Regions from separate parts of the Homo sapiens genome. Here region 1 is linked to region 2. A link is a contact called in ENCODE Hi-C or POLR2A ChIA-PET data. All regions are on one chromosome and are shown on one strand. Each heading gives the region's core, a stretch centred on a gene start or an enhancer-like site at or near the end of the contact. The rest is flanking DNA. Distances are from core to core; before and after follow the strand shown.

Region 1 (3,169 bases), core at 34-2,533, 50 kb before region 2:
TGAACTATTATTTCCTGAAATCCAAGTAGCATGAACTAGCATTTATGGGAATTCACTCTGTGACAAAAAGACTATGTCAAGTAATTTAGATCTGTCATCTCAGTTGATCTTCATGGACATATCTGTGAGATAAATGTCATTATCCCTATTGCACAGATGAGGAAATTGTGGCAGAGAAAATTCAAGTAACTTTTCTAAGGTCATTTATATGATATGTAGAATACAATACTGAGCCCCAAATTTATACACTATTTACTATATCACCACTAGACCATTATTATGTAACTACAGGTAGCTTATGGAATTCATTTATTCATCTTTTCTTTAAAAAATATGCATGTATGGGCACAACATTGGGAGCCTTTAAGAGGCATAATATGCACCTGCCATAGTAAGATGGGAAGAAAAAATCTAAATCATTGTTTTAAAAAACCCTCCGCACATGAGAGGATATTTTTAGGTTAAGGGAGACATACATGTTTAAAAAAAAAGTGACAGAGAGAGACTGATTGACAACACTGGAGAGATGGGAGTTAGTTGAACAGTGAGCTTTTAGAGAAGGAGGCAGAACTCAATGAAATCAGTAGGAATTAGCCTTGGAAAGAGCAGATGTCCTACCGTGGAGGCCTGAAGGATATGAAGATAGCTGAAGTCCAAGAGATTATTGGGTGTAGAGAGAAGGAAAGGCATGGGATCTTGGTAGGGAGTCTTGGAATTGTTTAGCAAAGTATAAGATGAGTCAACTGTCCAGAGTGATGGGTGGAATTTGGAGTTTAAAGACAGAAAACCATTTGACTCAGTAAATTTTGGGACTGAGCTATACAAGGTGAAAGGGAAGGATGAGGAAGAGCAAAAGGATCCAGGAACATTTCAACAGCCAGATCAGCAGAGTCCCATTAATCTCTACAGCGAAGCTTTTCAACCAGGCATTACAGCATACACTGTATAACATTTGTGCATGTCACTACCATGACACTAAGATCAACTGTTTCTGTGTCTGTCTTTACCTAACACTCTCTGATGGTGGGCACTAGATATTATTTGACTCCATGTTACCGTGTTACCAGCATGGAGATGAATATCATCTGTTGCCTGCCATCGAGTGTACAATAGACACTCAGTTTACATTTGGCTAATGAATATTGACTGACATGGTGGAAGATCAGGCAGGGAAGAGTTCTAAACCACAATGCCAACACACAATGGTGTGTCATTATGAGACTAGGGTTGACTTGCCTCTTAGTGACACAGCCTATAATTTGAGCACATCACAGGGAATTGCAGTGTACAGAGCTGCTGTCTTTTGTAGATGGGAAAAAGGTGAGTATGTGCTGATGCAGGCATTCTCCAGTGTCAGGTGAGGTAAGGCAGAACATAGCTTCAGTTATTAGTACATTAAAAAAACATGAGTAACAAATAAGAGAGAGCAGAGATCCCTAAAGAGGACAAAGGCAGTTGGAGAGGGATTCAATTAAGACATATACCATGATAGGCACTAAACATCTCACTTTAAGAAGTATTTAAGGAAATGATTTATCTAGGTTAAGATCTTAAGACAAAAATTATTCATGTGAGACAAGTTGTAGTGGAATTTTATTTTCAAGTCTTTTTTTTTAAAGAAAATTTCAGGCTGGGCGTGGTGGCTCATGCCTGTAATCCCAGCACTTTGGGAGGCCAAGGCAGGCGGATCACAAGGTCAAGAGATTGAGATCATCCTGGCCAACATAATGAAACCCGGTCTCTATGAAAAATACAAAAATTAGTGGGGTGTGGTGGCACGTGCCTGTAGTCCCAGCTACTCAGGAGGCTGAGGCGGGAGAATCATTTCAACCCGGGAGACAGAGGCTGCAGTGAGCCGAGATTGCACCACTACACTCCAGCCTGGCAACAGAGCAAGACTCCGTCTCAAAAAAAAAAAAAAAAAATTCCACGATAGTTGTGTTGTAATAGGTTTTATCAGCACAGACTTTTACCATCACTGAGTGTATGATGAGAACATCCTGCTATCTCACAATGGTCACTGTCAGAAGACAGAGAACACATTTCTTGTTGACTTTGATGCAACCTTGGACAGCATCTGTGAAGTATAGGGAGAAATTGCTTTGACTTTGGGATTTGGTGACAGAAAAGTAAGAACTTGAAAGACCTGAGGCTGGGTTCTTAATTATCTGTGTCCCAAAAGTAGGAGATATTTCATGCCTGAAGAATACCTTGTCCAGTTTCTAAGTTGGCTTCTCTCTGTTGGACTTTGTTGGTTTCTGCTGCCCTGAGTCCTGACCATGGCAGGAAGCAAGGCGGGAAGTGAGTCCTGAGTCCTAACTTACCCCCAGTTTAATCCTATACCATTACTCCCCACCTTTCCCTGAGTCTTCCTGTTTGGACTGTTACCCAATCCTAACAAGATAGGCAATATATACCAAATAGCACCACACAATCCAAAAATATTTTATGATGTGTCTCTGCCTACACTGATATCCAATTCATAGCCAGTTGGATTTGTGGGGGGCGGGGGGTAGAAGTGGTGAAGCATCCCTTTCATTCTCTTTTTAAAGCACCTTCTAGAATTTTGGGTGGTTTTTATTTTTTGGTTTTAATTTTACATTGTTATGATAGCTTATAAGTAAGAAAGCATTCCAAGTGCTTTTAGTGACATTTTCTTATACAGAGGCTGCCATCAACAGATTTGATGACAGACTTTTTTTTAAATGATAACTTTGCCCCTTTCTCTAAATCACAGATAATCACAAGCAGAGTTGGTGGTTTTTTCAAATGGTTGCAAATCTCCAACCCATGTGATAAAAGATGCTGACATTAATATTCTGGTATGCAAGCTAATTCCTTCAGCCCAGCTGTGAGGCAGAGGCTCTGTGACCGAGGTGAGACCGCCGCAATGTGCAGCGTGTACCGGGTCCTCTGGAAGGCTGATCTGTTACTTGCACCTTGTGCAAATTGTGGCAGCTTGACTGTTTCCATGGGTGTGCAGAAGTGGCTCTGTTTTCTCGCTGCTGCTTTCAATTTACTGGCTGCCTTGAAAGGTTCAGAGAGGGCCCAAGGTTTTACTGTTAACTATTTATGTCCTGTCAGTTTCTAGACTTCATTCATCCTTGAACCCTCTGGCATCAGCATGTGATTACTTGCTTATATAGGAGGGACGAGCAAACCTAATAAA
Region 2 (3,193 bases), core at 349-2,848:
CTTAATTTTAGTCTAATGAAATTAATCTGTAAATCAATTCTCTCCACTTATATTTTTACATACCTATCTTTCTCTTCTAAGAGCAGACGAATTTATTCTTGGACTATTTTATTGGCAAATAATGAATTTCAGTAGTTGTTAAAATAGTTCTTAGAACTCTTTCATCTTCCATCTGCTCTTAAATGGAGAGAGGTTAAAAATGGAGAAATCTGGTCTGGCGCAGCAGTAGCTCACGCCTGTAATCCCAGCACTTTGGGAGGCCGAGGCAGGCGGGTCACCTGAGGTCAGGAGTTTAAGACCAGCATGGCCAACATAGTGAAACCCCATCTCAACTAAAAATACCAAAATTATCCAGGCATGGTGGTGGGTGCCTGTAATCCCAGCTATTCGGGAGACTGATGCAGGAAAATCATTTGAACCCAGGAGGCGGAAGTTGCGGTGAGCCAAGATCGCATCATTGCACTCCAGCCTGAGTTTTGACAGGAGCGAAACTCAGTCTCAAAAAATAAAAAAAATAAAAAAAAATAAGAGAGATCTCCAAGTGAAATTTTTCATTTATACAGAACTGAACTTCTGATTAAGAAGGCACTGATCGACATTCTACAGCTGTTATGAAACTACATGACAACATTATTTATCAAAGTGATTTGATGGTAACTGTGGTCTCTGTTATGGTATAGGAGTTAGCAAGCCAAATAGATACACGTACTTAATGACTTTAGCATCCACCACTCAAAATCCAGTTAATTGTTTGTTGTTGGAGCCATGTAAAGCAGCAGTACAAGCTGTCTGTGCAGAATACAATAACTGTATGCAGCAGTATGGATTCAAAGTTTCAAAAATTAATTTACAAATGGGTTTCAGAGATTCCACCAGATGGGAGAGAAACAGAGTTATGTTTAACCCTTGAGCTGGCAGTCTACTTTAGGAACATTGCCAGCTATAAAAAATAATAATCAGAGGCCCATGAACTGCTCTTTTTAAACGGTTACATTAAAACCCAGACACCTGTAGTTTTACTAGTTGCTAAAACGGCTTGTAATTGCACATGCATGAAACAGATGTGTAACCAGAGCTGTATAACTGGTTTCCATTATACAAACACAGGTGAATGAATGGCGGGCAGAAGGGGGAATGGAAAACTGAGATTTGTATCCGCGAAAATCTAACATCGGAGATTCATATGAAACTTTGAAAACATTTTTTGCTAAATATATTGGCCTGTCTCTCAACTGCTTTTAAATCATGGATATTTACATTTCCCAAAATAATCTGCTTAAATTTGGACAAGATAATAATGACTAATCCCCATCCCCTAAGACACGTGTTCTTCACTAGTCTTACTGAAACGGCTGCCAATGCTATGCAGGAAACTTTTTAACCGACTTGAACATTTTAGGGTTTTTTTTTTTTTTTTTTTGAGAGTTTTGTTAGGAAAACAACATAGCTTAAGAGTCATAAAAAATCAATATTCAAGGATGTTTCCAGAACTTTAGTCTTTCAAAAACTATGAACCAAGGAGTCATTTCTAGTGTCCTGGAGTTTGGTTGTTATAAAATTTACAGTATGGTGTGTCAGTTCATTTGGGACTGAGTCACACAGCCCAGGACGCGGTGCACTGAGGAAGTCATGTGAACCATTGCACAAATACATTTTTGTCAGTGTTTGGTTTGAGAGCTGGGACTCAGCAGAACTTTGGGGGATTGAATTTTAATTCAAATGTTCCAAAATTCTGGTTTACAACAACATCTGGGACTTGAAGAATGGATCACTTATTTTGAAATTCCTTAGAAAGGAAAAATGAAATGCAGACAATTATAACATTCAACAAGAATTGTCCTTCCAGAAATCCTCATCCCACCTGGGACGGAACCTTTAAGCCAATGCTTCCTTTCAGATGTCTTAGCAAAAGGACTGCAAACAGAATGAATGAGTTGGAGCAAACAGGGATCTATGTGAAAATCTTTCTGAATTGAGAAGGAAAACAGGATATGTGTTCATGCTCCCATAACTCATCAGGAAAACTCATTCCAAGTCATTCCCAGGGATGATCAGCTCCCCCAGAAGACCTTATCTGTCCACATTTTTTCCATTCTGAAAACATACTTTTAAAAAATTAAAAGTCGTTCTTGGAATGAAAATGCAGCCTCTTGCAGAATGTGAATTAAAGACATTTTGACCTGTAGGTGCACATAGTATTTTTAAAGGGCTACATGGCTGTTCATTCTGCAGCCCCAGCAGTTCTCTGAATTCAAATAATTCCTCAGAGACTACAGCTCTAGTCGTGATGAGGAAAGTGAGGTGTAGAAAGCACCTGCTAAGTCTTCAAACTACAGCCAAAAAACAGCAAATGGAATCAACAGGGCAAAGCTGTTTGGACATATTGCAAAGTCATTTTGGATATTCCCACTATATCTGTTAAATATTCATGTATATTCTGACAACTATGCCCTTGTTCCAGGAGCTTGAAGTTATTGGGTCTTTAAGTTAGGCTCAGAGTATAAACTGAGCACTCCTTGAAGTGTATTAATTCTTTCAGACTAGTGGTATACCATTCACTGCATAAATGTTCCATGCTGAATTGGTGAGTCAGGGCACCAAAACATTCAGCCCGCCCATATTTTAAGACTGTGTATACATTCTGGTTCATATGACAACATAAGGTGGTAGTGTTCCAATCTGGCTGTGCATTGGAATGACCAGTAGGGCTTTATTAAAATGCAGGAGTCTGATTCCACTCCTAGATTTTCACACAGTTGGTCAGAGTTCCTTTCATCTGAATATTTTCTAAAATATAAACCCACTGATAATTTTTATTATGTTACCAGGACTAGAAAATACTGATGAAGAATGAAATGTTTATTAAAACTCTGCCCAGGCACACTTGCAAAGTAAAACTAACAAACCCATGAAAATGCAGGATAATTGAGCTCATTGCAGTTATGTAGGTCTGGTATGTTAAAACATGTGCAGGAGTTGAGGGACTACAAAAATCAGGGAACACAGGAGGCAGTGTAGGGATGGTTTCTTAAGTTCGTTTGTGCCAGTGGCTCTTTTCCTGTCCCACAAATAATACTGTGATGGCCAGAAGTTACAAAGACTATGATGGCAGCTGGCTGTCAGCAACGTTAATGGGAAGGATTTCCCTTTAATTGTCCAGAGGCTCATTTCTAACATCTATAGTAAAAACTGG

What was found. Hi-C counts contacts between places; a loop is a spot of excess contacts on that map. ChIA-PET counts read pairs that join two places held with the same protein, here RNA polymerase II (POLR2A).
Region 1: a map of A673 shows a loop between it and region 2 (6-fold over the local background). The contact joins the promoter of LINC01416 here to the enhancer-like site in region 2. A Hi-C loop is called at or near these places in 3 of 168 maps with a recorded cell type or tissue (A673, IMR-90 and astrocyte of the cerebellum). POLR2A ChIA-PET finds 5 or more read pairs at or near these places in 2 of 52 experiments (AG04450 and activated CD4-positive, alpha-beta T cell).

Annotation. Positions count from the first base shown.
Region 1 is chr18:55,918,313-55,921,481 of GRCh38, reverse strand. It overlaps LINC01416 (long intergenic non-protein coding RNA 1416), which reads left to right and starts at 1,283. Exons shown (of 4, transcript NR_110755.1): 1 at 1,283-1,320.
Region 2 is chr18:55,868,523-55,871,715 of GRCh38, reverse strand. No RefSeq gene overlaps it. Among named protein-coding and RNA genes, the nearest start is that of LINC01416, 50 kb to the left of the region's middle. Within about 2 kb of position 1,598, at least 3 of the 41 ENCODE cell types and tissues checked have a DNase peak (open chromatin) inside an H3K27ac peak, as active enhancers do.